6 separate regions of the Mus musculus genome follow, and regions 2, 3, 4, 5 and 6 are each linked to region 1. The links are chromatin loops, found by intact Hi-C in ENCODE. Cell type or tissue: left cerebral cortex. All regions are shown on one strand. Links, peaks and the distances in the headings refer to the core of each region. The heading gives the core; the rest is flanking DNA. Region 1 holds the start of Afdn (afadin, adherens junction formation factor). Region 2 holds the start of Gm24867 (a small nuclear RNA gene). Region 3 has its middle 40 kb from the start of Rnu6. Region 4 overlaps Afdn (afadin, adherens junction formation factor). Region 5 has its middle 6.9 kb from the start of Gm24867. Region 6 overlaps Afdn (afadin, adherens junction formation factor).

Region 1 (5,095 bases), core at 1,096-5,095:
ATCACCCAGGGCCTAGTGTTTGCTAGGTTTCGTACAGAGACCTTGTTTTTTTAAAAAAAAGATTTAATGGGAATTTACATTTTAGAGTATCAGCTTTCCAGCAAAATTAAACACACACATACATTCTTTATATAGCCCATATTAAATATTATACATATGTATAATTTTTAAAATTAGGTACATGAAAACATACAAAATAAGTTGATAAATTTGGTTTATTCTTATAGTATGCATTATGCATGCAATGTCTTCCTAGTACTGGTGGAGGCTTTGTAAAGATTTGGTGTGGAAATAAGGTTTATCATGTGGCTTATCTTGGCAGCATTTTATTTTTATGTTTTCAGTTTTGGGTATTGAACACAGGTAGATTCACTCTACAACTGCCTTGGCAGCTCCTGTCTATCCATACCAGGGAGAAGGTGATGTCATACTAACACTATGTAGTGGATCTAACCATTTGTCATCAAGCTCCACTGTCACGTCCCTCTTTTGAAACAGGGTCCTACTTTGTAGCCCTGGAACTCACTATGTGGACAGGTTGGCCTGAGTCACAGAGATCTGCCTGCTAGGATTAAAGGGCATGACCACTCCCTGCTTCTACGACTGTTTTCTATCACAATTCTCTATAAAGACTGCTTTCTGGAAATTTTACGAGGAATTCTAAATGTAACTAAATATCAGGCACTAGAAATACAACAGGATAGAAAGATTCTAAGTAAAGTACATACCCATGGAAACCTAATCTAGAATTCCTCCCTCCCACCCTTCTTTTCTCCCTTCCCTTGTTCCTTGCATAAAGAAACTAATCAACGTTGAGCTTTCTAGCCTGCAGGTTCTGAAAAGGAGTTAGCTGTCTGGTCTCTAAGGTTAACAAGCTAGAAGAGCCTTTGTATGTAGGGGCTTCTGTGGAAGACGATCTCTACATGAGTGCTGCCTCTGCCTTTATTACATCCTTTAACTTTACATTTTAAAGACCATCCTTTGATTTGATATATTAACATGATTTGTAAGCCGACTTGTACAAGTATAGAATTGAAATATTTCAACATTCTACTAACTTGCCAAAGTATTGAAGTTACTGGGAGTCAGATGATCTGTTGGTCATTAGACAACAGTTGCTGTGTGTGTCATTTACTTTTCTGGGATGGGTTGGTTCATCATCTTTCTGGTATTTCTTTCCTGGGGCTTGTGCAAACTGAGGCAGAAAAGGCTTTATTACATATAGATTACATATAGGTTGTGGAGATTTTCTTGAAGATGTATTTATGTATGTGTAAGTACACTGTCACTGTCCTCAGACACACCAGAAGAGAGCATTAGATCCCATTTCAGATGGTTGTGAGCTATCATGTGGTTGCTGGGAATTGAACTCAGGACCTCTAGAAGAGCAGACACTGCTCTTAATCGCTGAGCCATCTCTCCAGCCCCAGTAGGATTTTTGTTTTTAAGAATACTTTACTGAAGATGAATTTCAAAGGGGATATAGTTCAGTTGGTAGAGTACTTGCCTAGCATACAGGAAGCCAAGTATTCAAATTCCCAGTACAGCACAAGCAGGAAGTGATGGCATATAGATAGCCCTCCCCCCACCGCCCCAGCCCTGTTACTCTGGAAGTACAGAGGAGGATCAAAGTTCAAGGTCATTTTTGGCTACATAATAAATACAAGGCCAGTCTGAAAAACATGAGACTATCAAAAAAAAAAAAATGGGAAGGAAAACTAACGTTTATTAACTTATTTATTCTCACCTATTTTTCCCATTATGCAAGTACTGATGCTTTTTGTTTTTCTGTTTTTCGAGACAGGGTTTCTCTCTGTGTAGCCCTGGCTGTCCTGGAATTTTCTCTGTAGACCAGGCTGGCCTCGAACTCACAGAGACTCACCTGTTTCTGCCGCCTGAGCGCTGGGAATAAAGGCGGGTGTCACTACTGCTTGGCTCAGTACTGATGATTCTTATTGTTTAATATACAACTAACATATTTTAATACCTTTAAAAGGGAAGATCAAGACTTAAGTATAAAGTGGAAACTTAAATCTTCAAAAACCGACTAACCGGATTACAGTCAGCCTCATCTAGTGCACTTTGTTTGACTTCACATACAGTCTTTCATTGAATCTGTTTCTGTATTGTACGTGGTTAACAAAGCTCAGGGGGCTTTTAGGCTCTTCTTCCTTTTCCACATCCTGCTGTCAGGTGTGACCAGTCACCATGCTTATGGACAAAGAAGGATCAGGGCTTCATCTTTACTGTCATCTGAGTATCTTTAAGCATAACTCTATGATGCTGACGACAGAACCTAGGACCTCATGAACTTTGGAAACCTTTTGGCTTAAGCACCTGTCCCCTTCATATTCAGGATGTAGGCTGTTCTATAATGGCTACCTACATCCCCTCCGTCTTTTATGGATAGCACAACACATGACTCAGAACATTGTTTTGGTTCCCTTTTCTTTTTCTTCAACTTCTAGGAGGTCAATTCCTCATCCTCCTGCCACGCCTCCCTGTTCTTGGAACACAGGCCTGGCCTACCACTCCCCATTTATCGCTGCGTCTCAAACAATGAGGATTAGTGGAATAGTGGGCCCAGCCTAAAGCTCTCCTTGGTTGAACACATAATAGTTCGGGTCTTTTCGGCTGTGAGAAAAATCACAGGTATTCTGTAGATTTCAAGCCGTTATCAATATACTAAATACTTACAATGCATTATACTTTGGGAACTGGTTCACTTGTGAAGATGATACAGATGGAGCTTTTTAAAGTAAACCAGAAACCAAGGGCAGCGGACATGGATTTAGCCCTGCACTGTCTGTTGGCTTCTCTACATACATATTTCTTCCCATAAAAACAACGCTGCAGAGAGCCTTTCTCGGTCTCTAGCAATACTGAATGTTCCCTTTAACAACACAGTGGCATGGGTGTTAGTTGTCTAATTGCTAGCTTTGCAAATTCTGTAAAAGCCAGTTCTTCAGCAGGAATACAGCTCATGCTGTGAAAACCAGTTTACACTGGCTCTGTCAGGGGAACTCTGAGTGTGGAGGCTAGTGAGGGCCTTGAGCGGCACTGACAGTCGAGTCCACTCAGAAGCACAAGGACTTAAAGGCACAAAATGCTAGGACAGGAAGACACATTCATACACATATGCTTTTTTTGCAAATCGCCCCCCTTTAACTTCCAGAAGAGGACGAGGGGTCTATAGAAGAATTCATTCCCCATGGCACGAGTTCAACACCAGGCTCCTCTGCTGAAAAGCCTCCTTATGTAGCCTTGCTGCGCTAGTGCAGTCGCAGAGCAAACGGAGACAAAGCCCAGCCTGGAGGACAGATGCTCTTCTTTCTGACAAAAGAAGAAATCTAACTGGTAGAGAGAAAACATATCTTCTCACTGGAAAAGGGAGAGAGAGCAGAAATAAAAGAGGGCATGTCAAATACAGCGTATTGCTCTCTTAGCTCCGGTGAAGGCTTTCCCTTAGAGCATGCCAAACACCAATTTTACCTGGATGAACAGGGGAAAACAGCTCTTTCCGGATGTGTTCTCCAGCAAACAGATTGTTTTTGGCACGGAAGAGGCAATGAAAAAGACAAAGAAACAAACGTTCTCTAAACCCCAGAGCATTTGCTGTTCAAGATAATTTTTGGGTTTCTAGGTTCACCGGGAGGCTTTAAAAGATTAACAAAACTCACGCTAGTGTCTCTCTCTCCCCGTTCTAACTCAGATTCGTTGTTTTCCCCGAGGTGGCATGCGCTCCGCGGAGACACAAAGGGCGCCGCCGCTCCCTGGCCGGGGTTGAGGAATGCGGGGGATCCAAAAGGCACCCTGAGCCGGAGGAGGGCTCGGAAAACATTTGCACTGACGCTCACACACAACCATAATAATTTATCTTTCCTCCGGAGAAAGGTCAGCTGGGATTTGACCCCAGCAGCCAGCGCAGCCCAGGCGTCAGGGCCGCGGCGGGATGGCCGGCCAGTTCCGCCGGCCGCGCAGCCCACGCCCACCTGTCCATCCCGCTCTGCAGCTCCGGGTCGCCCCGCCCGTCAGGGCGCCGCCCCTCTGCTCGCCAGCTCGTCCGCCACCCCTGAGCCTGCCCAGGGCGGACCGAGCGCGGCCGCAGGACCGAGCGGCTCCGGTGAGGACTCACGCCTCCGGCACAGAGCGAGTGCGGCCCGCTGACACCCGACGCGCCCCTGCACGCACGCACGCGCGCGCGACCACGCGGCAGCACCTAGCGGCGCGGCGCGCGCTCGCGGGGACGCGCACGGCGGGCGGGCGCGCACGGCGGCGGGAGGGCGGGGGGCGGCGCTCGGCGCACCGGCCGCGGCTGAGGCGGGCTGAAGCGGCGCGGGCCGGACGCGGGCCGAGCCCGGCGGAGGACGCGCGGCGGCGGCGGCGGCGGTGAGGCGGCCTGCGGTGTTCCGGCCCGGCTGGCCCTGGGGAGGAGCGGCCGCGATCATGTCGGCGGGCGGCCGCGACGAAGAGCGGCGGAAGCTGGCCGACATCATTCACCACTGGAACGCCAACCGGCTGGACCTGTTCGAGATCAGCCAGCCGACCGAGGTGAGCGCCGCCGCCGCCGCCGGGGTGCGAGGGGAGGGGGCCCGCGCGCGGGCCGGCGACGCGGAGGCCGCGGGAGGCAGAGCGCGGTGGGGTCCCGCGGCCGCCCCTCCCCCGCTGGCCTGCCCGCCCGCCCGTCCGCCCGCGGACCCGCCCTCGCCCGCGGCCCTGTCCCCTCGGCCTCCGCCCACCGTACTGGCCAGCGGGGTCCCTAGGGGCGCTCGTCCTTGTCGCCTCCTGCGGTGCCCCGCCGCCCGGGCGGGGTCCAGGGCGGCTTGGTGGCCGGCGCAGAGGGCGGGCCGGCCACCTGCGCGCGGAGACACACCTGGACGTGCACTTGTGTCCCCGGGACTCCGCCTGGCCACCCACGTGGGTCCTCAGACCCCACCTGTGTCACCCGCATCCTTTCCAGGCGCGCACTTGTGTCCTCAGGCCCCGCTTGCGCCCACAGGACTGCACCTGGCCGCCCACCTGTGCGGCACGACCCACCTGTGCCCTCCCGGCCCTTACCTGCCAGCGCACCGGTCCCCGTCGCGGCCCACGCAGG
Region 2 (5,113 bases), core at 676-4,675, 83 kb before region 1:
CCACATGGATAGCAGGGCACACACACCGGCCTCACACACACCAGTGTAAGTGAGGGTGCGTGTGTGTGTGTGTGTGTGTGTGTGTGTGTGTGTGTGCATGTGTGTAGGTATGTGCAAGTGCAGGAGGTGCTAGAGGTCAACCTTGGCTGTGCACCTTCGAGTTCTGTGTACTTTGTTTTTTGAGACGAGGTTTCTCGTTGACCTGAAGTTGACAGAGTTTTAAGTCTTGGACTGGCCAGCAACAAGTTCAGAGGTCCCCCTGTCCCTTGCCTTCCCAGGGCTGAGATTAGATGTGAGCATCCCTATGCCAGGCTCTCTTTTGGGGTCTCAGGGGTGGCAGCAGGGGTGGGGTTGAACTCAGGTTCCCATGTTTGCTATTACTCTTCAGCCCTTGTCTTAGTTAGGGTTTTACTGCTGTGAACAGACACATGTTGTACATACGACAAGGCAACTCTTATAAGGACAACATTTAACTGTGTCTGGCTTACAGGTTCAGTCTATTATCATAAAGGCAGGAGGAGCATGGAAGCATCCAAGAAGGCATGCAGGAAGGAGCTGAGAGTTCTTTATCTTCATCTGAAGGCTGCTAAGACTTGCTTCCAGGCAGCTAGGGCAAGTGACACACCTAATCCAACTAGGCCACACCTCCTAATAGTGCCACTCCCTGGGCCAAGCATATACAAACCATCACAGCCCTTCAGATATCCTTTCAGCCCACACTTGGCTTTTAAATACAATCTTCTCCAAGCTAGAACTCATCACTCTGTTGTACATGTTACTTCCTACAATGAATGAGGTATGCACATACATGAACGATGCACATGAACATAGGAATGAGGCATGTTCATGCTGTTGTCATGTGTACAAAGTCTCTAGGGATTCTTTGATCAGAACTGTGAGCTTCTGAAAGAAGAAATAGTCCATGATCTTGAACATAGCCTATGAAGGGCCTCACTGGGTCTGACACTGCAACCCCTCACGCCACCCTCCCCTCCAGAAAAATACCATGCACCTGTTCCTCCAAGGAGGTGTCTATGTGAGGCACAATCTTCACCTCTGAGTGAGGGGTCTCTGTGGGCCCATAGTCCTCTGGGATGTTGGCATGGACATGCACATCCATATACAGTGGGTAGAAGGGCTTGTGTTGACCTCATCTTCTTGACAACGATAGTGAGCCCACATTCCCTGGAGACTCAAAACTGTCAGAAGCCCCCATTGCATACCTGGCACTTGGCTGCATTGAAGCCTTCCTCCCTCCACAGAGTAGGAGAGATGCTGCTTGGCCAGGCATCTCACTGCCCCTCCTGAGTAAACCTGTACAGTTTACCTGTAGAGAAAGGTAGCTCAGGTTCTTCGGGCACCTTGAAGCATTGCTCACAACAGTGGCTTACTTCACTGACACATTCACACGTTACCAGGTGGTACTCACAGTCTACGGCCGTAGGACATTGTATGTGAAGGAGCCACATAGAGGTTTTGGGTCTCAACATGATATAATCTAGACGAATAAGGAAGACAAGAACAACGGTTCTTAAAGGGGAGAGGAACGAAGCAGGTCTGGCCACACCTTCTCCATGACACCTGTCTTCTGGTGCTGGGAGACACCTGCCATGTACTCTTTAGGAGGAGGAGTGTATGGCAGTGGGATTTATAGTTTTCAGTGGCTCCCACCCTCCTGCTCACCCCAGCTTCCTGTGTGGTTGTCTCCCAGCTGCCACTGTTTCCTAGCCACAGAATAATCCAGACATTTAGCTGAGTGTTGTGGTTTGCATCAGAATTTTCCCATAGGCTCATGTTTGAACACTTGGTCCCCAGCCTGTGGTGCTGCCTGGTGAGGTTGTGGAACCCCCTAGGTGGTGGAGCCTCACTGGAGAGAGTGGGTCACTGGGCACAGGCCTTGAAGTTTAACAGTCCAGCCCAGACTCTCTTTGCTGCCAAATGACAGTTAAAATGTGACCTCTGCCTCTGCCTACTACCTTTTCCACCGTGGTGGTTTGTGACTCCTCTAACTGTGAGCCCAAAGTAAATCTTTCTTTCCTAAGTCGCTTTGTTGGGTGTTTTCTCGCAGAAAGAAGAAAGGAAACTAAGGCATCATGCTTCCTTCCCCTCCATCCAAGCTCTGATCTTGAGGCCAGAATCCAGGGCTGCTCACTTTGGGAGAATATATACTAAAATTGGAACAGTACAGAGAAGATTAACATGGCCCCTGTATAAGGAAGACTTGCAAACTCCTGAAGTGCCCCATAAAAACAAACAAACAAACAAGCAAACAGAATCCAGTGTTAGAAACCCTATCCAGAGAGAGGATCACCCCGATCTTCACTCGTGCCTCACGACACCTCATTTCTCTCAAGTTGACCTCCATCCGTGGGAAGCTCCCAAAAGCCTCAGAAAGAGAAAAAGGGCATTGTCTCAGACGATGTGATCTTCATCTGGGGGACAGGACTAGCCTGTGACAGGCATGGCCTCTGTACAGTGTGAGGTCTCTGCTCTTCCCCTTCAAATCCAAGGCTGTGCTCAGCCCAAGTCCACAGGGTTGCCGCTCGCTAGCAAGGCTAGAGGTCAAGATACAAAGACCCATGTCACAAGCCAGTTCTCCAGGGAGCAATAAGCTGTCACTCACTAGATACCAAAGCATAATAAACAGGGGCTAAAGGCAGGGCAGCCTTATTCAGCTCAGGGCTCTGCGCCCAGAAATGGTACCCTGGCCATAGTCTCATAGGGGACACTAGCACTCCCAACAAACCCACAGTCCCCAGGGGTTGTGTCTGCACTTAAGCTTCTGCTGTGGGTCTGCCATGGCTCAGTCTCCAGCAAGACAGTCTTTCCATGGCCTGTCGATGTAGGCTGCTTTTTTTTAAAACTCTAATAGTTTCTAATATTTATTTATTTATTTATTTATTAATTATATACACTGTAGCTGTCTTCAGACACTCCAGAAGAGGGCATCAGATCTCATTACGGGTGGTTGTGAGCCACCATGTGGTTGCTGGGATTTGAACTGAGGACCTTTGAGAGAGCAGTCAGCGCTCCTAACTGCTGAGCCATCTCACCAGCCCCTCAGCTGCTTATTGTATGGGTGTGACCACCAGCTGCTGTCAGGACATGGGAACAATTTTTCAAACTTCTCTCTTGGATCACTTACCATTCACCAGATTTCTGGGTCAGTTGTGAATAAGCAACTTTAAATAGAAAATAGCTTCGTGTGTGTGTGTGTGTGTGTGTGTGTGTGTGTGTGTGTGTGTGTGTGTTAGAGGAAAAGTATTGTCCCAGGTTTAAATGAGCTATTTTGACATCTTACCCGGCAGAGAACAGAGCTGTGGCTCTTGGTCCCCCACCCTTCCCCCTTCCCCACCCATGCTGCTTTAGGTGAAGATGGTTTGTCAGCCTTCCTTCTACCCTGAACTACAGGATGGTGTGGGTGCCGCCCATAGAAGGAGCGAAGTATAATTTTGCAGGCTCCCACCTGTAGGGGCCAGGGAACAGACTTAAAGACTCAAAATAGACTGCAGTTTGCAGCATCACAGTGCACTGGCTGAAGCTGCTGTGTGCATGTGGCCCAGCTCTAGGCTTAGAGAGAGCACCAGATCTGAAGGGAGAGTCTTTGACTGAATGTTCCCACCAACACCCACTGGCCAAAGCTCAGACCTAAACAGCACTCACCATGCTGGTCTGTTATCATCCCATAGGGTTCATTCGCACACCTTTTATAAGAATAACGTTGGGTCATCCATTCCAGATTCAAAGCTTAGTTATAAGGAGAGAAGAGCCAATCCACCTGAATGTTTTGCCTCGCCTATAACTCTGTTTTGTTTTCTAAACCTCATTTGATCTTTGAGGAGGCCTTCAGTCACCAAACTCCCTATAGCCCTATTTAATTCTATCTCAGTATTTGTGGTACCAGGGATTGAGCCTGGAACTTTATGTATGCTAAGCATGCGCCAAGCATGTGTTCTGTACTGAACCACACCCCTCCACACACACACACACACACACACACACACACACACACACACACACACCCTTTAACTTTTTTATTCTGAGACAGGGTCTCACTAAGTTACCCAAGATGGCTGTGAACTTGACTGTACTCTTGTATCGGCTTCCCAAGTAGCTGGATGTCAGAGCCTTTCCACCAAACCCAGATAAATCCATTTTGAAATACCAAGCATACTGAATCTCAGACGTTGTGGGCAGAATGACTCCAGAGTCTATTTGCAGAGACAAGTGTGAAGGAAGAGAGGAAGTGTAATGTTAACGCAGCAAAAAACAAAACAAAACAAAAAAAAACCTGGATTCAGGCCTCAGGTGACCTAGACTCCAGGATGAGGAGCAGCATCAGACCTGGAAGCTCCTGCTGCTGTCCTGTGACAGAGAATGGGAAGTGCCACCAAAGCCCCCCAGAGAAACCCCCAGAGCTGCTGTTCCTAGTCTGATGCAGCCTGTCTCAAGAATACTGCCAAGCACAGCTTTACAAGTTAGTATGAACTGAGGCTTCAGACCATGATTTAAAGTGGTAGATACAGAAGAATAGGGGAGGGGAGGGGAGGGGAGGAGAGAAAGAAGGGAAAGGGAGAGAAACTGAGGGGGGGAGATGGAGGAGGGATGTTAGAAGAGGGAGAAAGGGAAGCGGGAGGAGAGGACAAAGGGAAGAGGCTAAAGTTGGGAAAGGAAAGGAACAAAGAGGGTGTGAGCCACCAGAAACAACGGTCCTCATTTCACAATAAGAGTACTGGCAACCGGGCTGTTTGATTTTTCAACCTTGCAAAGAGAGGCATCACCATGAAAGACTGGTACAACAGTTTGGTACAAAACAGTGCTTCCCGTGTTCCTAACTGTATTTCCCCCTGCCCCTGAGTTCTTCATTGCCTGAACATTTCCGAGAGGGACGAGAAACTGGGCAGACTGCACCTCCTATAGATTTCCACGTTGAGAATGTGAATGAAGCCTAGTTTGCTATGTATTCAGAGACTGGAGACTCCCTCCCTTTCTGACACATGGACTCAACTGTACAGCAGACTTCGAGTAACTTTTCAGCCTAGGATGAACTGAGGGCAGCAGGACAGGCAGATACCAGCCGTCGGCTGGGGAGACAGTCGTCCAGTGTCTCCTT
Region 3 (5,113 bases), core at 568-4,567, 290 kb before region 1:
GACTTAAAAAGGTCATCCCACGAGCTGCCCCAATCCCTTGTAAGCTGCAGCACTTGGGAGAGTGGACCCTGAACTTTGATTGCGCAGCACAATGGAGCTTGCCTTGCACCTGAGTGCAGGTGAGCTGGCCCTGAGGACACAAGAGCAGGAGAGCTGCCCCTGATTCCTGCTGATGGTACCATTGGGTGGCCTAACCAGAGCAATGCTGGAGAGCTTGCCCTGGTGGTGTAGGTAAGCGAGAACCTGTGGCTGACCGGCTCAGCTACTACCCAGGCCAGGATCCAGGGCTCTGAGTTGGCCCACCCCCAAATCTATACTACCCGTGAATGGTTGAGACTTGTGAAAGGGACAGTCCTGCTGTTCCAAAGCTGCAGGATCTCCATGACACAGGACAACAACAGGATAAAATGGAAGGAGGTGTCACAGAAGCCAGAGTTTTGGAAGCAGACCAATGACTCATTGCAATGAAAATTTGCCAGTGACGACGTGTGGACAGAGGGGTATAATGTGGGATGTGCTGTGACACCCTACAGCTTCCATGATGAGATGTTTCCTATGCGTTTTTGTTTTGTTTTCTTTTGTTTGCTTGCTTACGTGTTTTGTGGGGAAAGTTGTAAGGGCCAAGGGCAGATATGAAGAAATGGGGAGATGAGTGGGACCGGGGTGCATGATATAAAACTCACAAAGAATCAATAAAAAGTTTAAAAAAAGAAAAGCAGCTGTTCCCACTGCCCCACCTTAAATATATTCCTGTTTCACTCCCTCAAAATGATGTGCACACAATGCCTTTTCTTTGTAACAGGATTTTTCATAGCAAAGACTGGGAAGTATCTACAAAGTATCTACATGTCTATCAGTCCTCAACTGATAGACAGGCTTTACTAAATCTGATATAACCCGCTTTACCTCTTGCTTCTAGTCCTCACTGTTCCCAGCAGGCCTTGCTCTGTCTCCGGCTTGCCCTACAGGTGCTGGCTACAGACTCTTACCCGCACGAGAAGTCATATTTATTTCCTACTTAGAGTGTTCTAATTACAAAACGCTATGCACTTTTATCAAATGGCTTTTCTGCAGTCCCACAGAGAATCTGGGGACTTCTCATCATGAATGTGATAAATTGGTGAAATTTCTCACACCTTGATATTGCTCAGAAGCACAGTACTCTTCCCCATGTTATGTTTTTATTCATTTTCATTAGTTTTAAAATTCGTGGATCCACTTACAAATAGACGTTTGTCCACCGGTTGAGTTGATTTATTCATTTTCCCTCCTATACCACATAGAATGTAGCCGAGACAATCAAGATGTGAGTTTAATTTGCACTGGCGTCAGGTTGGCAGGCTCCGCTCAGTCTATCACACTGTCAGGAAAATGGGAAAAAAAATATGCATGGCTTTCCCACAGCCGGTCAGTGTTAGTAGGAAGTAAGTGCCATCTCGTCAGATGAAGAACAGGATTATCCTGAATAACTCTGGATTTCTGGCAAAGGTGTATATTTTTATTCAAGATTTATTTAGCTTCGTGTACCACCCCCATCCTTGATAGGTAATGTAGTTATTTAGAAATGCAAGGGGTGAAGCAAATATCTCATGTCTCTTTGGCTCCCAGGCCCCTGCTGCGTGTTGGACACACAAGGATGAACGTGCTTCAAAGAATCTAACAAAGGGAATGTTTGGATCAGTAATAACTCCTGAGTAAGATGGCAGCCTGGCTCAGTAGGAATGTGGCCTGTGAAGTGACTGCCTGGCTCACTGAGGGCAAGTGTAGCTGTGAGACTATGAGGGTTAAGTTCAGGAGCTCGCTCTGATCAGTGTAAGGTGATAGAGGCCACTAGCAACCTAAGATGGCGCTGGATGCCCAGTTTAAGGTCAGCAGAAATACAGTTGAACTAAACTAAAGATGGAAAAGAATGAAAGATGGAGACAATGAGAAACTGTAAATACATCTGGTGGAGGCAGAACGTGTAGAGGAGGGTGGAAACAGGAGGAGGTGCTAGAGAGATGGGGTGCAAAAGAGGGGGCCAAAGCTCTGGCTTGGTGTGACCCCCCCTTCCTTAGCCAAGCAGGTGATGTGGTCATTTGCTGGACAGGGCTGGGCAGGGCCTTGGCAGTGAGCATGAAGGGAGGAGGGTGAGAGGCTGAGCGACTCTAGTGAAGCACACGGGGGTGGGGGTGGGGGATGTCATGCTTTCCCAAGGTCTTTGGTGGCATAAGGGTGTTTTCATGGGCAGTGGAGTAGGCTCTACTGTTTTTAAAATTCAAGAGTTTGAGTGGTAGAAAGTAGAGACGGCAACTTGGAAGGGAGGGGATGGGCTGAAGTCCAGGCTTCATCATGCAGGGCCATAGGAAGTGGGCCATGGTCAATGCCCTCTCCTTCCTGGGTCCTCCCCTTCCTTCTCAAATCATCCCCGATATAGACAATGGCGGGTCTATACCCTCTTTCAAAGTTACTTGCAAAGGCTGGGAGATAACTGGACCTTATCCCACAGGACAGAGGGCCTTTCAAAGACAGGTTGATAAAACCCCAGGAAGAGGCCAGCGATCACATCTTGGCCTTGTCTTGGTTTGATCACACCCAAGAACTGATTTTGCCTCTAAAGCTTGTACTTTGTAACATTGTTAAAGGCTCTGAAAACTTTGTTATTTTGTTTTTGGAAACGGAAATTCATGCTTAGCAGTCTGGTGTGGCTTCCTCTGAAGGAGATGGTTGTGAGGGCAGGGACCCTGTGACCTTTTAACTGTGAAAGACCAGTTGCTTTGAGGGTCCAGTTCCGGATCAAAAAACCTCACCAAGGGGGACAAAGAAACATGAAGACAGCTCCAGGAGCCTGCTTTGGCCACAATGACTGCTGTATGGACCACCGGGAAGTAGCTGGATGTTGGTAACTGGAATGACCACAAGATGGCGCTACAACATGTCATTGCAAATGTATGTTTCCTTGAGAAGCATGGAGAGATAGAAGATGCTGCACTGCGGTCATAGGAGAAACAGGCATGTCCTTTGGGACTCCCGGCCATCACCTAATTTACTTACTAAGCTCCAGTGTTTAGACAGAGCTTCCTTACTTGCCTGGCTGGTCAGCAGGGCATAGCTTCTAGTGACAGAGGCTGACTGTCTCACTTGCTGGAAAGCCCTCTCTGATGAGCATTGTGGAGGCGCTACAGTGTTGGTGGACAGAGGTACAGACACGGTGCTATGGAAGTCTAGAGGACACCAGTTAGGGCTGCTTTTTAACTCTCTCCTCACCAAAGTATTCCTCCTTTGCACTTAATAGACAAAGGATTTTGTTTAATGCATCATTGAGAAAACAGAATAAGACAAAACACAATAAAAGGCCAAGCAGATAAACAGGACAGAAAGACTGGCTGCTCAAACAAGAACTCTGTGGCCACGCTAGCAGCTGGACAGTGTCCAGAGGAGACCATCCCTGAGGCACACTGTTCTCCCTGCTCCTTAGAGGCAGGGCAAGAGATTAAACAGCAACAGATAAAATTAATTATAAAGAAACAGTTTATGTAACCGGATATATCAGAACATGGCCATTTTGATACGTTAGGAATGGCAGGCCACAGTTACATTTAATTCTGAAGCTTTATAAATCTAGCATGAACCTCATTTACACTCTGCTTCAGTTCATCAGCTTCAACTGGTAGTCCCCCACACGGCTGCCTCAATGAATGGCTCAGCGTTGGTGTCAAGGGCCTACCTAGGTTGGCTTGGTATAAAGTGTTTTGTACCCACGGTCAGTGTCAGCAGGTAAGAGGGCACCTGTCCTCCTATGGGCATGCTCAGAACACTCTACCTACTTGAGTTTGGCAGTACCCAAGACAGAGCCTATTTCCCCAAACTCTGCCTGGACCTGAAAACTAGATTTTGCACTATTTGCTATTAATGAAGCTAGTTATAGGTCATATTTATATTCCTGGATCAACTCCCAATGTCTAATAATGGGGAGAAAGAGATAACTAAGAGACGAAGGGTCAGGAAACCCACTGTTCACTGGCACGTCAGTAGTCTGCTGCAGGGCTCAAGCTACCACTTTGGCCAAGTGACTGGGGGTGACTGCTCCCCATTTTGAGTTTGTTTTCTGGCCCTTCCTCATTGACTTTGGTCAACTGAATAGGGTGGAGGTGAGGGGTGGCCGTGACATTGGGTCTTAGGGACACTTGTAGTTCCACTCATGGCTTGCAAACTTTGTATCCAGTCCGGCTTGACAGCTTTTACCTGGGGCTAAGACCAGGGGGTTTTGGACTCCACAGCAGCCTGGCAACTTTCTCTCAAAAAAAATTAAAATGAACTGATTTCCATCAATATTAGGACAAAGCAACTGCAGTAACCGCTGATAGTACTACAGACCCAGGGAACAAGGTCACACCCTTGCAGCCTCAGGCAGCCCCCCCCCCCCCAATCCAGAGTCACAGTACATGCTCATGATCTGATGCCAGCAAGTCTCTGGTGGCTTCTCTGAAGCGCAGTTTCAGCCATATACTTAGAAAGCACAACCATGTGGAGATTGAAGAGGCCAACTCTGACTGAGAGAGAAATCCCCTAAGACAAGGGAAGACAGTCTTCACAGAGAATGGAGGACATCTATGGGAGACACACATTTATGCAAGCAGGACCATTCCCTCTCCCTAGGCAGGAGACAAAAGAAGCTGTTGGGTCCCCTGATAAGGGAAGAAGCTCGCAGAGGTAGGAGATTCGAGCCCACATGGAAGTCCCAGTTGCCACACTAAATTTAGAAGCAGTGATTATAGAGACTTCGAGGGAAAGAATAGGAATGTGAGAATTTCACACTCAGTCAAACTATTGTTGGACTTGAGCGGAGAAGAAAACTGTCTGACCACCCACACACAGAGTGATTATTCAGTAAAGCATATCGCCCACCCAAAAGTAAAACACTCAGAGATGGAGAGTCCAGCTCCAAATTCCAGTCTTTTCCTAACTCTTCCCTTAAAAAAAAAAGTTCCAAGTCAAATTAGTCTCCCACGATGGTTATAAACAGGGTGTATTGGTCCAGTGAGTCTGGGAACACGCACGTTTCCTTAGCAGTGACTAACATGATGGCACACCCATTTCCCCCAGTGCCTGCCAACTATTCACCCCCCCCCCC
Region 4 (4,000 bases), core at 1-4,000, 72 kb after region 1:
GTACTTGATCATGCCTGCTGTCTAAGCGTTTTAAGGTTGTTCCTCCTATCAGTAATTAGTAAGCACTCATCAAGGAACCAGCTGCAAGGGAATGGATGAAGGTGACAGGCAGCCTTTGTATTTGAATATGCCGCTCATCCTCTCTGACTCACTTCTCTGATTTAGTTTGGAGAGAACGTGACTTGTCTGTATCCAGAAGGGATACACGGAAACATGACTGGTTGTGACATTCTTCTCTGAGTTTTTACTTCTGACTAGAAAGTGAAGGTGCTGATAGCAACTTATAGGTCTGTTTCAGGATAGTGGAGATACAGTGGAAATGTTGCTACCTCTCCCCCTCCCCCCTTTCCCCCTCCCCCTCCCCCCTCTTCCTCTCCCCCTCCCCCTCCCTCTCCCCCTCTTCCTCTCCTCCTCCCCCCTCCCCTCTCCCCCTCTTCCCCTTCTCCCCCTCTCCCTCTCCCTTTTTTCCCCCTCTCCCTCCCCCTCCCCCTTCCCCTCACCCTCCCTCTGTGTGTGTGTGTGTGTGTGTGTGTGTGTGTGTGTGTGTGTGTGTGTGTGTATTCTAGGGTTGGAACTCAGGACCTCATACAAATCGTTAAGGATCATAACTATTGAACTACTTCCCCAGGCCATCATATGATTAGTAAAACAGAGTTACAATGTTCCTGCCTTACAACAGGTTTTTAGATGTTAACAGTGTTCAGCTGTCCTGACATGGTTTTACACTATTAGAGAGAAATCCACTTAAGAAACCAGAGAACCGAGGGCTTCTTAGACTGCATTCGTCATAACAGAACTCTACACATTGAGTGCTTCATGATGGAACTCTTTTCCTTCTCTTCTTAGCTGTTTGGCCCCGGAATTCAGCCCCATCACTGTGATCTCACCAACATGGATGGAGTGGTCACTGTGACACCCAGAAGTATGGATGCAGAGACCTACGTGGATGGTCAGCGCATCTCAGAGACCACAATGCTGCAGAGTGGCATGAGACTGCAGTTTGGCACCTCGCATGTGTTTAAGTTTGTGGACCCCATCCAGGACCACGTTCTTTCCAAGAGATCTGTGGATGGAGGCCTGATGGTCAAGGGCCCAAGACATAAACCTGGGTGAATGTGATAGATCAGCTTAAGGATTTTAGAGTGTTTGGCTGTAAAGTAATTTCAATTAGATGGAAATATCTTTACTTAGAGTTTATTACATTAGTTTAAATTTTCTGTATGTGTGTCTGCGTCTGTTCCTTTTGGAGTTGAGAGGATACCTCACAGGAGTAGGTTCTCCTACTTGTGGGTCCTGTGGATCAAACTCAGGCTGTCAGCCTGCCATTTTCCCCATCCTTAAATTTTCAGTTTTAAAAGATCAAGGTGAAGAAGGGTCTGGAGATAAGGCTTAGTGCTTAAAAACAGTTGCTGATCTTACAGATGATCCCAGTTTGGTTCCCAGCACCTAAATCAGGCAGCTCATAACTGTCTGTAGTGCCAGCCCTAGGGGTCCTGATGTGGGCATTATACACACACATGTTGCACATATATACATGCAGGCTAATCACTCACCTATTTAAAATAATTTTTTTTGAAGATCAGTGCATTTTATGAAATGGGAGTTTATATCACAAATTTGGATTGGTTTTGGAGCAAACACGTAGATTCTGATTTTATCTTGAAATTGGTTTTTAAGTTGATCTCTTTTTGTGTGAACCATCACCCTATGTAACTAATAGTATTTCAAAATCTTTCCTTGATGTATTTTCCTCCTTCATATTCTTCTCCCTGAGAACCATGGTAATGCAAGGGGGAATCTGTTTAGGAATTCAGAGCATTTTAGCTCCACCTAGTGTTTTCCTGAGGTCTTGCAGTGTGGTCTACTAATGAGCATTCTTCTGGAGAAGAGTGACTTTTCCTTTAGTGATAATTTTGAAAACATACACTGTTTAGCTATTTTGCTATCTATTTTATATGTTAATAAAGTATCTTTTGGAAAAATAGGTGCCATGGCTCTTCATGGTATTTAAAACAAACTTCTGAGTCCACAGAAGTGAAACTTTCTGCCAAAGAGTATACAAATAGACCAACCTATATACCTGTATTGGTAGTCTCTGCATGGCCCTGGCCTGAAACTCAACCATGTAGTCCAGGCTGGCCTCAGATTCACAGAGGTCCATCTACTACAGAGACCACTGGCCACCTTCACAGATAGGACACTTTGGAATAGCTTCTCACCTCAAGTTGTTTGTTTGTTTGTTTGTTTATTATTACTTTTTTTGTAATGTATGTACTTGGGTGTGTGTACCACATGTAGGCAGGAATCTAGCCCAAGTCCAGAGTGACTTTATACTGACTTAGATGCCATCATGTTATGACCTTTGGCTATACAAATCACACCTTTCTTAGGATTCAGAACACAATAATAACACATAGGTGCTCGATGGATAATGACTAGATAGGTAAATAATTCATGAATCAGTGTATTATCACACAGCCCTCAAAACCCCAAACTGATGTCTTACAGACAGTTACATGCAGAAAGTGAATGATTAGCCTTTAGTAAAAGCATTTGAACTTCTTAGTAAGAAGCTATTATTCAGAGCATGGTAACTGTTTTACATCACAACAGATTTTATTTTCTTAGACGATTGTAGAGGAATTTCTAATAAAAATGGCTTGAATTTCTACATTATTTCCTTGTTTCAGTCTCTAGATGAAGTTTTGAAATTAAACCATGTAGTTCTTAGATGTTAGAACAATCCAGAAATAGCCATATCTTTGCTTTTGATGGCTTATAGGCACCTTAGGCTCCTTCTCCCCTTAGGTTGGGACCAGGGTGTTGTATTTACTGTGTTTGTTCCAAAGAATATCGTTTTGCTTATCTCACCTTTGTCCATGTTGAAAATGTGATTTTTTTATTATTATTATTTTATTATTATTTTGAGTAAGTGTTTTGCCTGCGCTCATGTATAGCATGTGTGTGCTTGATGCCCACAGAAGTCAGAAGACTGTATTAGATCCCCTGAAGCTGGAGATATAGATGGTTGTGATCTACCACGTGGGTTCTGGGACCCAAACTCAGCAGATGCTCTTAACCTTAGAGCCAGCTCTTTAGTCTCAATATTTTGTTTTTGTTGTTAACATCTGGTTTTAAAAATAGGACCATGAGAGTTTTTTTGATATGCTTCCTAATTAAGAAAAGTTCACATATTTATTGTCACTTTTTAAAGTCTGTGTGCCAAAGTAAATGAATTTATTAATGATATTTGAATATTGAAATACTCATCTGTTCTTGCTGTATTAAGAGTACTACCTTGTCAGTTGAAGTTTAATTTTTATGTTTATTTTTCATCTCCATAGAGCTGTTCAGGAGACAACCTTTGAATTGGGAGGAGATGTCCACAGTGGGACAGCATTGCCGGCAAGCAGGGTAGGTATTTACAGACTCATGACCTGACCATCCCTTGGATTCGATGTTCTAGGACACCCAAGAACAGACACTCCTTTGTAAAGACAACTTCACAGTGGCCTCTCTCTGCTGCAACCCACTCTTTTCTATCTGTTCACACAGTGATGCTTAAATGAAAGGTAGCTAGCTGTTCCTTTTGTCCTGAGGTCAGAATCTAGTACTTTCTCTTTCATTTGGAGTATGTGCTTTGCCTGTGCTCTGTGTGTAACTAACCGCTGTGGCCATCATGCTGAGGATAATGGACTTTTGCTACTTTATTCACTGGGTACAAGTCCTAGATCTCAGCTGGGTACTCACCTCCGACAGTCATTCTTTGCTCTTGTATAGACAAGTCATTTCTCTCTTCATTTTGGTGATCTATTCCTGGATTACACTCACTGCAAAACTTGTTGAGCTTAAACAGCAATCCCTTCATTTACTGACAAGTTGGCTTGAGTTTCCTAGGGCAGTTGGTTTACTAGTCATGTTCCTGGTTCCTCTTGTGAGTGCAGTGAGCTAGCAGGTGAATCAGAGGTCACACTGTGGGACTACCCACCCTGCCTCTCTG
Region 5 (5,113 bases), core at 534-4,533, 77 kb before region 1:
TCCTTTCTCTCCCTTGAGAAAAGTCAAGGAAGAAAGGGTGGGAAAGTCAGAGTGAGGAATCAGGGCTTCAGAGAAGACCCCCCCCCCCCCAGCTTAGCAGACATCACGAAGAACTGCATTGTGGGAAAGTGTCCACAGCTGCTAGCAACCACAGTCTCCTTGGCAGGGGTGGAGAGCTGTGAGCAGAGAACAGAGGCAGACCCAGGCAGAGGCTGCTTTTCCCAAACCTTGGCTGCCAGGAATGACCACAGACCACATGCTGTGTGAACACTGCGTACGGGCTGTCCTTGTGGGCTAGGTGAAGCGCGTGGGGCTGGCATGTTCTTCCTTCCCAGTCACTGGAGCATAGTCCTCCATGCCTCTCAAGGAACAAAGAGCCCCCGAAGTGCAGAGCTCACCTGGGCTCATCACTGGGTTGCAGACGGACGGTCCGTTTCAGCTGCTCTTTCAGCCTCAGTAGTGCCTGATCTGGTGGTATACAGCCACAGCCAAACAGACAAAGCAAGATCATGTGCCTCTCAGAGTCATCCCTTAACCCCAGAGAAAGGCTACTAGGAGACCGTCCGTAGGCTGGAGAAGAGCCCACAAAGCTATCTCTCCGCTCTTAGCCTCCTTTCACCTTACCCAAGGTCACACTCGTCCCTGAACCATGTGAAAGACCAGGCATGGCCACACATGCACCTGTAAAGACAGCCCTGTGGAAGGCGGAGACAGGAGAGTCCCTGGGGCTTGCAGGCTACTCCCTCACTTCTGTGTTCAGTCAGAGAATCAGACAGAAAGTGATAGAGCCAGACACTTGATAGCCTCTTTGTGTGTGTGATGCACCCACCCACATACATACAAAAGGAGATGTCTGAAACAAGGGAGACAAGTAGTATCGTTAAGAAAACTTTACTAGAGAGACACACATGGGGTGTGACTCATCTCATGCTGCTGTGATCTGTGTAGACAGAGGGCCGCACACAAATGGCACTCCTTGCCAGAAGGGGTCTCTGGACCAAACACAGTCAGGCTCTGGAAATTATGGAAGCTTTTGGTTTTTCTGATCCCCCCTCCCCCATTCCCTATTGTTTGGGGCTTTCGTTTTTAGCTTGTACTTCCTTCACAGACATGAGGAAAAGCAATAGCGTTTTAACGTAAAGTTGTCTTTAAATGAGTTTTTAAATTGCTATTGTTCCTTGTAATAAAGCTACCTCTCCAATACTGGCCTCTTTATCTACTCAGTCCCCATTTTCAGAGTTATTACACAATTAACACAATTCTTCTCTCCTTTCCTCCTCTCCCTCCCCTATCCACCCCACCCCCCAAAGTATGGACTATGGAAGACACTTTGGCAAAGGAGTCTTTTCGTTTTGGTTTCTCTCTCCAAGGCACTTGTCTATGAATCATTCTTACTATGGCAGCAAACACTGATGAAACCATTTAAGTAGCTTCTCTGCAACCTTTGTGACCTGCACACCACATCCAGGACTTTGAAAGTCATGTGCTTAAATGAACGACACCAGAGAGCTCACTGGAGGCTTCAGCTGAGATGGAGGCTCTGGGAACACTGGCAGCCCATGCCTCAGCAGGCAGTGTTGCTGGCATCGGTCCCCAAATGGCTGGCTTTGTCCCCCTCTCTACAAATCCATCTGCTTCGAGAGAAGCATCTGCTCCAAGCAGCAGCCCTGAAGCCTCACCCATCAGGCGGGGCGGGGGCTCCATCTCTATTTCTAGCAGAAAAAGCCTTTGACTTTTCTTCTATCCTGAGAAATGAGCTAGCCATTGAGGCCAGAAAATTCTTTTTTAAATTTATTTTTAGCCGGGCAGTGGTGGCGCATGCCTTTAATCCCAGCACTCGGGAGACAGAGGCAGGCAGATTTCTGAGTTCGAGGCCAGCCTGGTCTACAAAGTGAGTTCCCGGACAGCCAGGGTTACACAGAGAAACCCTGTCTCAAAAAACCAAAAAAAAAAAAAAATTTTTAATTTCACACACACACACACACACACACACACACACACACACACACGAGAGAGAGAGAGAGAGAGAGAGAGAGAGAGAGAGAGAACGAGAGAGCAGTGCATATGGGGTAGGCGTATATGCACATGGGTATGCAGGTACCCTTGGAGTCCATAAGAGGGCGCTGGAGTTACAGGCAGTGGTGAACTGCCGGATAGGGTTGCTTAGAACTGTACTGGGGCTAAGCTGTATCTCCAGGTCCCAGACTGTTTAAACGGCTCAGTCAGCAAAGCCCTTGCCTCACCAGCTTGAAAGCCTGACTTTGGACCCCCAACACCTCTGTAAACATTTGGGTTCTGCACTGCATGTCTGCAAATCCAGTGCTGGGAAGGGAGAGTCAGGATTCCCAGAGCTTGCTGCCCTTCAGTCCTAGCAGCTTAATTAGTAAGCCCAAGGCTCAATGTTAGCACTGACTTTAAAAATCAGGTGGAGAGCATGAGGGGGAAAGACATATGGCCCCTGCAGTGATATGCAGAATTACTGTGTACACATGAACATATACGTGCACACATACACTACAATAGAACAATTTGTTCTTAGTCAGGTTTGAGCCTAAATGCCTGCATGTTTCTCCCATCTCCTAACTCTGACAGGTGGGTCAAGCTCTCTACAGGTTGTCAGGGCCCAGAGCCTTCTCAGGATCCTTGGTCTACATCAGCCTGTGACTGTGCCCATCTCAGGTAACTCTGGGAGAAAGCGACTCTCTCACAAGTCTCAGCTGCCAGGCAACCATGATTTAATCTGAGGCTGACCACAAAACCACAAGAGAATTGAGATGTGGGAAGATGAGGAGGCTGCCTGGGTCATGTGGCCAAATACGCTCGTTGAGATCTGCACACACTGTCCTCTCCGGTAAATGGCTTGCTGTTCAGCCCCAACAGTCCCCAAGCCACTCCAGAGAATAAGTCACCTTGGGGCAGAAGGCGGGTGAAACACACCTTCAGACTCTGCACATTCCATGGCCTATGAGCCACCAGCCAGATACTCCCTGATGTCTGCCAGGAATGTCTCCAGTGCCTCCAGGCAGGGATGTGGAAAGAGGCCCCTGGCAAAGCCACAGGGCAGAGGAAGGAGGAAGCTTATGAACTGAAGGGAGCAGGCGTGAGCATGTGGAAGTGAGTGGAGAGGTCTGCTGGAGAACCCGTAGGGTTATATGAGTATTAGCAAGAGCTTGACATGCCTTGCGGAAAACCCAGCACTGTGGCTGAGACAGTCACTCCCCATCCTGTCCCCACACTCAGCGCCCACAGCAACCAGAATCCTCTGCTGCTCTGAGGCTAAAGAAGCCTGCTGGGACCTGGCCTAAGATAGCCACACTCAGGAGTCTGTGTGCCCTGCATGCAGGAGTGTTGCCTGAACACAAGTCCTTTCTGTCCCGCCCTTGGTACAAGGGCTCCCAGGAGAGTCTAAGCCCCTCACCCCCGCTTCCAGACTGCCCTCCTCCCCACTCTCTCTACCTTACCTTGGATCACAGTCCAGCCCATACTCTGTCCTTGAGATATGTTGGGTTCCAAACACAGCTACTGGGCTCTGCACTTTACCCCGAATCTCTAAGTCCTAGCCCTGAAAGACTGTGGAGGCTCTGAACCCTGGTGCCATCTCCTTCCCCACACAGCCAGCTCAGCCCCCGGGTCTTTCCTGTACCTCAGAGGCTAAAGAACCTCCAGTAGGTCTCCCTGTGGCTCTCTCTCTCTCTCTCTTTTTTTTTTCCTTCTCCAACTGAAGACAGAGGAGGATGTAAGAATCTGCCTCAATGCTAACCGGGGACCACCTCGCTCCACCGACAAAAGCAGTTTTGTTCAGAGTTTTATCTGTTCCCCCTGGGATCTTTTTTCTAGGTTGCAGGGGTGGATCTGATTGGTCTCACCACAATGGTGAGAACATCAGACACCAGACACTATGGGGATTGGTTAATTATGGCAGGCCAGCCCACCCCAGGGTGGGGCTGCCTAGACTGCTTACAAGTTGTCTCCTTTCAGGGCCTCTGCCCTGGGAGGGGGAAGAGTTCGAGCCAATCCTCTGACCGCAGAGGGTCAAATCCCTTGACTGGGAGCTGGGTCCACCTCAAAGGCTGGCGCAACCAAGGACCCCACCCTGTATCTGCTTAGAAGTGAAGGCAGGGTCAGACTAAAGCTCCCACTGGGGCAGCCTGGGGAAGAACAGACCGCCTACCCAAGCAGCCCGCCAGGTGCCTTTGTTAAGAGTTGATTCATCCGGAGGGCTGGCCACGCCCGCCCTGGGCTTCCTTTTTCCTGGAGCGTGAGGTGATCCACTTCCTCTTTAGTTTAAAGCCGGCCTGAGTCAGAGTTTCTGCCTCTCTAGCTGGGAGCACCGCCCATTTCCTCCTATTCAGCACAGACCTAAAACCACACAGTCCAGTGTGATGCAGCCAGACCGAGCCTAGGATCAGCAACCTTGCAGGCCAGAGGGCCACATCTTGAAGGGACAGAGCACCAGAGGGCATCTTAAAGTTCTGATCGGAATATTCTGCTTGCAGATCATTGGTGCAGGGAAATGCTGTGTTTTAGGCCTGTTGCATTTTGAGTCTGTGATTATGTGCCTCCCTAACACTGAGATTAGGGGGTTGAAAAAAGGGGTATCTCAAAATACACCCCGTCTACCCTTCAAATAGCCTATCCAGATAGGCCAAAAAGTAAAGTCAAAACTTTAACGTTTAGAAAAAACACACTCACACACTCACACGCTTGCACAGAGAGAAAGAGAAACAAGCAAGATGACCTCTGACCCTGACCCTTCAGGCTGCCCATGAGGTCGCAGCACTAACATGAGTTGAAAGTTGCAATCCTCAAATCTCAAATTCATCCGGTCTCATTGTAAGTAAAGACGGGCTTGTGCGTTTAAACTTATATTCTCACTCTTTGGTCATCAAGCCTTAGTTCAAAGCAATTGTGTTAAATACAGAATTTATGAAAGATGTACTTCTTTTAGGAAAGGTTTGCTCTGGCATGTGAAAGTCCAAGGATAAAGATGCTGGCCAAGACCACTGGACTCCTTAAAATATGTGAAAGAGTGGGCTTCCAAGTCTAATTATGAGGCTAAGTTTTAGTGAAGCAAAGTAAGAATGTGAGCAAAGCACCCAGGAATCAGAAATGC
Region 6 (4,000 bases), core at 1-4,000, 56 kb after region 1:
TGTAAAAGAAAATGAAAAACCAAAAACTACAAGCCAGGTATGGGAGTGTGTACCTATAAGCCTAGTACTATCACATTTACTCCCACATTGCTGTGATAAAATACCTTGATAGAAGCAACTTAAGGAAAAATGAATTTATTTTAACCTACAGTTCCAAAGGTATACAGTCTATCATGGTGAGGAACATGTGGCAGTAGTCAAGATAGTGTGAACAGAGGCCTGACTGGTCCTGTTGCATCTGCACAGGGAAGCAAAGAATGAACAGAAAGGGGCGGGGGGGGGGGAAATATGCGTGTATGTGTGGCTCTAAAGCCTCAATGCTCTATCCAGTGAGCAGTTTCCTCCGGTGAGAGTCTACTTCCCTCAAGATTCAGCAATATTGCATAACAACACTATTAGCCATCTGGTGACCAAAGTGTCCACCAAACACCTGAGACATTTCACACTCAAACCACAACAGAGGTTGAGGCAGTTTTCGTTCTTAAGGACTACATACTAAGATCTGCTCAGAAACACACTAACACACAGAATTGAGAATAACGAGGGCTTCTTGGTTTTATAACTATTCTGGCAAAGGATTTTAAGGATTCTGAATACTGTCTCATTCTGTCACGTACCTAAGTTTATGTATAGAAAAAGAAAAAAGAGGTGCCTGCCTTTAATCCCAGCACTTGGGGGGCAGAGACAGGCAGATCTCTGAATTTGAGGCATCCTGGTCTATAGAGAAACCCTGTCTTGAAAAAACACTTAAAAAAAAAAAAAAGATTTAGAAGGCTAGAGAAAAATAAAGAAGAATACAGGTAACAAAAGGAACACTCAGAAATACTTATGTCTGCTAACTACATCCCACATGTGAAGAGTCTTCTGCACTATAGGAAGGCCCTAACATTGTTACTTAGTGAGCTTTGGAAAATGAAACCATGGTTCTACCTGAGGAATAGTCATTCAGGAGTGTGGGAGTCATGAAGGAGACAGTGGCTCAGAGTATCGACTTTTAACTTGGTTGATAAAACATTCCTAGAGACGAAGTATTTTTTAATGTGGGCTTGAATGCAACATTGAGATATATCTTCAAGAAAATAGTAAGCTTGTTGAATGTCAGATGGTCTGTTCCCCCAGTATTTATTTTTCAAAGTCATTGGCAGTACTTGATGGAAATTTTCTTTATATTTTGTAATAAGCTGCCAAAGAGCTTTAAGGTTGGGACATAGTGACCTTTCTATTTAGCCTCAGCCTCAGATTTGGAGAGGTTGCCATAAAAGTAGAGTGTAGGATGCTTATGAGGGAACTGTGCTAAAAACTAACATAGCCATGGAAGTACTACATCACCCTCACAAAGCATGACCTCTGACCTCCTGCTCCACACTGAAAAGCCATAGAGAGAAAGCTGAAGAGTACTGAGAGATAGCGTGAGATCTGGATCAGTAATAGACTGGCTTTTATTGAACTTGGATAGACAGTGATTGGCTCTAGAGTGAGCAGCAATGTCAGATGTAAATGGGTGGCAGAGAGGTGACCTGTGCGGTAGGCAGATATCATCACCATGTGTGGGAAGTCATTTCACTAAGAGAAGTCAGTCAGGCATCGTGGTGTGCTTATACTCTCAGACTCAGGAGACTGAGGCAGGAAGATTGTTAGTTTGAGGACAGCCTAGCTACATAATTAGACTGGATCTCAAAAATCAAACAAAACCTGATATTTGCCATGGACAGTTACTTTTTTTTTTTTTTGGTTTTTCAAGACAGGGTTTCTCTGTATAGCCCTGGCTGTCCTGGAACTCACTTTGTAGACCAGGCTGGCCTCGAACTCAGAAATCCGCCTGCCTCTGCCTCTGGAGTGCTGGGATTAAAGGTGTGCGACCACATCCGGCTGACTTTTTTTTTTTTTTAAGAAGTTGCAAATTGTAAAGAAAATATAAAGATTCAAATACTTGAACTAAGCTCACATAGTGTTGAGCACATGCCTCCCCCCCAAAAAAAAAATTGGTTCAAGAAGTTTTGCCAGCACAGTGGCACATGCCTATAATTCCAGCACCTGGAAGCCTGAGGCAGGAGGATTGCCACAAGTCTGAGCCCAGCCTGGGTTGTGGTGTGGTGTTAGTTCTAAGCTGGTCTGAGCTGCAAACTATAACCACATCTCAAAGCAAAACAAACAAAAGGAGAATAAGCAAAGAAAAAAGTAACCAGTATAAGGAGGAGAAATATTAGAAAACCAAAGCAGAACTTGCTTATTAAAGAAATAGTTGAAGTCAAACCATTTTTATATATTTATAATGTCCAAGAAATTCTAGTAAACTAAATAATATCAGGAAAGTAGCAGTTTGCTAAGGAAGTCCACAGTTCATTTATTAGTTTCAATATTTTTTGTCAGTTTTTTTTTTTAAAAAAAGCTATGTAGTCGTGTATGTGTGCATGCAAGCATGTGTGTGCAGCTGCCTGGAGGCCAGAAGAGGGAGCTGGGGCCTCTTAGAGCCACAAGCAGACCTGTGTGAAGCTGGGAAATGAACTTGGGTGTTCTGAAACAGCTACAAGAGCTCTTAACCACTGAAGCATCTCTCCAGCCACATTTTTGTCTGTTTTAATAAACCCCCTGAGAAAAGTGTATCCTGATAGCTAGCCTGCTATGGCCGTGTGCTAGTGCGGTTGGTTGATTCCTTGAACGAGACTGGGGGCAGAGCATGACTGTGGAGGCTGTAATTTCCTAGGACATGATGCCATTGTCATACATATCCTTTGCTGTGTTTTGGAAGCTGATTAGGCATCACAGCTCACACAGGCTTTGCTCTTGGACTTGTAATGCATTTAAAAACAACAACAACACTCAGATATATTCACTCTATGATGTCTTCAAAGGGTAGCTGATCCAAAAAGTGTTGCTATATTTCAGTTAGTTGATTTGTAAAATTTCCGTTTCCTTGCAGAATTTCTCTTGTTTTGCTAACTCTTAAGTTACTTTTAAGTTTTACTTACTTGATTTTGTGAGTGCACATGTGAGTGCAGGTGCACGCATGGCTGAGAATGTGTGAAGGTAAGAAGTCAAGGACTAGGTCATTAGGTTTGCTTGCAAGTGTCCCTACTACTGAGTCATTTCACCAGTCCACGGCACTGTTTTATGTCGTCGTCGTCGTCTTCTTCCACAGCTTGAATTAATTTCCTTCCTTTGTTTGCTTGCTTGCTTGTTTCCTCTCGTAATCATTTTTACAAATAGACCTTTTATGTCAAGTATTTTGGTCATTTTATTGTCTTCAGATTTAGTAGTTGAGCAGTTAAGTCTTCTGTAGGCATCACATTGCCTGCTTTTCCACACTGTCAATGTTTCTGTTCTGCAGTTTGCGCATGCTTCTTCTAGGGTTCTTTCTCCTTTTCCTTTTCCTCCTCCTCCTCTTCCTCTTCTTCCTCCTCTTCCTTTTCCTCTTCCTTCTTTCTCTCTCTTCTTCTTTCTTTTCTTTAATTTTCTTTTCTTTTCTCTCTTTCTCTCTTTCTCTTTCTCTCTCTCTTTCTCTCCCTTCCCTTCCCTCCCCTTCCTCCCTCTTTCTTTTTTTCTTTCTTTCTTTCTTTCTTTCTTTCTTTCTTTCTTTCTTTCTTTCTTTCTTTTCTCTCTCTCTCTCCCTCCCTCCCTCCCTCCCTCCCTCCCTTCCCTCCCTTCCTTCGTTCCCTTCCTTCGTTCCCTCCCTCCCTCCCTCCCTCCCTCCCTCCCTCCCTCCCTTCCTTCCTTCCTTCCTTCCTTCCTTCCTTCCTTCCCTTTGACAGGGTTTCACTATGTAGTCCTGGCTATCCTGGAACTCACTATGTAGCTTTGAACTCCCAGAGATCCACCTGCCTCTGCTGGAGTCTGGGATTGAGCCATGATTCCTGCTTTGTTTCAGGGCTTCTTAACCATGACTTATAATAGAAAATAGATTAAGAGAGTCAAGTTGACATAATGTGGCATATGTATATTTCTACTAAGAAGGGGACATCAGAACATCTGAGGAAATCTAAATTGTCCTTCCTACCTCCAG

What was found. Hi-C counts contacts between places; a loop is a spot of excess contacts. Peaks named below come from ENCODE experiments on the same cell type or tissue, not always from the same donor. Only the 100,000 strongest peaks of a DNase experiment are listed, where the experiment ranks them.
Region 2: it touches region 1 in a loop (3-fold over the local background); 23 of 42 quality-filtered maps call a loop at or near these places.
Region 3: it touches region 1 in a loop (5-fold over the local background); 16 of 42 quality-filtered maps call a loop at or near these places.
Region 4: it touches region 1 in a loop (2.6-fold over the local background); 4 of 42 quality-filtered maps call a loop at or near these places.
Region 5: a loop joins it to region 1, with 4 times the contacts of the local background. A loop is called at or near these places in 22 of 42 quality-filtered maps.
Region 6: a loop joins it to region 1, with 1.9 times the contacts of the local background. A loop is called at or near these places in 5 of 42 quality-filtered maps.

The regions. Positions count from the first base shown.
Region 1 is chr17:13,756,228-13,761,322 of GRCm38, forward strand. It overlaps Tcte2 (t-complex-associated testis expressed 2), which reads right to left. Exons shown (of 3, transcript NM_022311.3): 1 at 5,059-5,095. Afdn (afadin, adherens junction formation factor) reads left to right here and starts at 4,314. Exons shown (of 33, transcript NM_010806.1): 1 at 4,314-4,551. The coding sequence starts at 4,447. In left cerebral cortex, for the core only: no CTCF peak of the experiment used is centred there; DNase peaks (open chromatin) are centred at 3,040, 3,244, 3,786 and 4,136; H3K4me3 peaks cover 2,551 bases; H3K27ac peaks cover 2,277 bases.
Region 2 is chr17:13,673,232-13,678,344 of GRCm38, forward strand. Gm24867 (a small nuclear RNA gene) reads left to right here and starts at 2,147; the gene lies at 2,147-2,251. In left cerebral cortex, for the core only: a CTCF peak has its summit at 2,889; DNase peaks (open chromatin) are centred at 3,172, 3,447, 4,220 and 4,406; H3K27ac peaks cover 657 bases.
Region 3 is chr17:13,469,720-13,474,832 of GRCm38, forward strand. No RefSeq gene overlaps it. Among named protein-coding and RNA genes, the nearest start is that of Rnu6, 40 kb to the left of the region's middle. In left cerebral cortex, for the core only: a CTCF peak has its summit at 2,891 (motif pointing right); a DNase peak (open chromatin) is centred at 2,919; H3K27ac peaks cover 385 bases.
Region 4 is chr17:13,829,024-13,833,023 of GRCm38, forward strand. Afdn (afadin, adherens junction formation factor) reads left to right here. Exons shown (of 33, transcript NM_010806.1): 11 at 847-1,109; 12 at 3,345-3,414. Among named protein-coding and RNA genes, the nearest start is that of Tcte2, 70 kb to the left of the region's middle. In left cerebral cortex, for the core only: a CTCF peak has its summit at 1,838 (motif pointing left); a DNase peak (open chromatin) is centred at 1,831.
Region 5 is chr17:13,679,717-13,684,829 of GRCm38, forward strand. No RefSeq gene overlaps it. Among named protein-coding and RNA genes, the nearest start is that of Gm24867, 6.9 kb to the left of the region's middle. In left cerebral cortex, for the core only: CTCF peaks have their summits at 2,149 (motif pointing right) and 4,193; DNase peaks (open chromatin) are centred at 880, 1,609 and 4,173; H3K4me3 peaks cover 1,435 bases; H3K27ac peaks cover 1,514 bases.
Region 6 is chr17:13,813,686-13,817,685 of GRCm38, forward strand. The region is part of intron 5 of Afdn (afadin, adherens junction formation factor); the gene reads left to right. Among named protein-coding and RNA genes, the nearest start is that of Tcte2, 54 kb to the left of the region's middle. In left cerebral cortex, for the core only: a CTCF peak has its summit at 2,435 (motif pointing right); no DNase peak of the experiment used is centred there.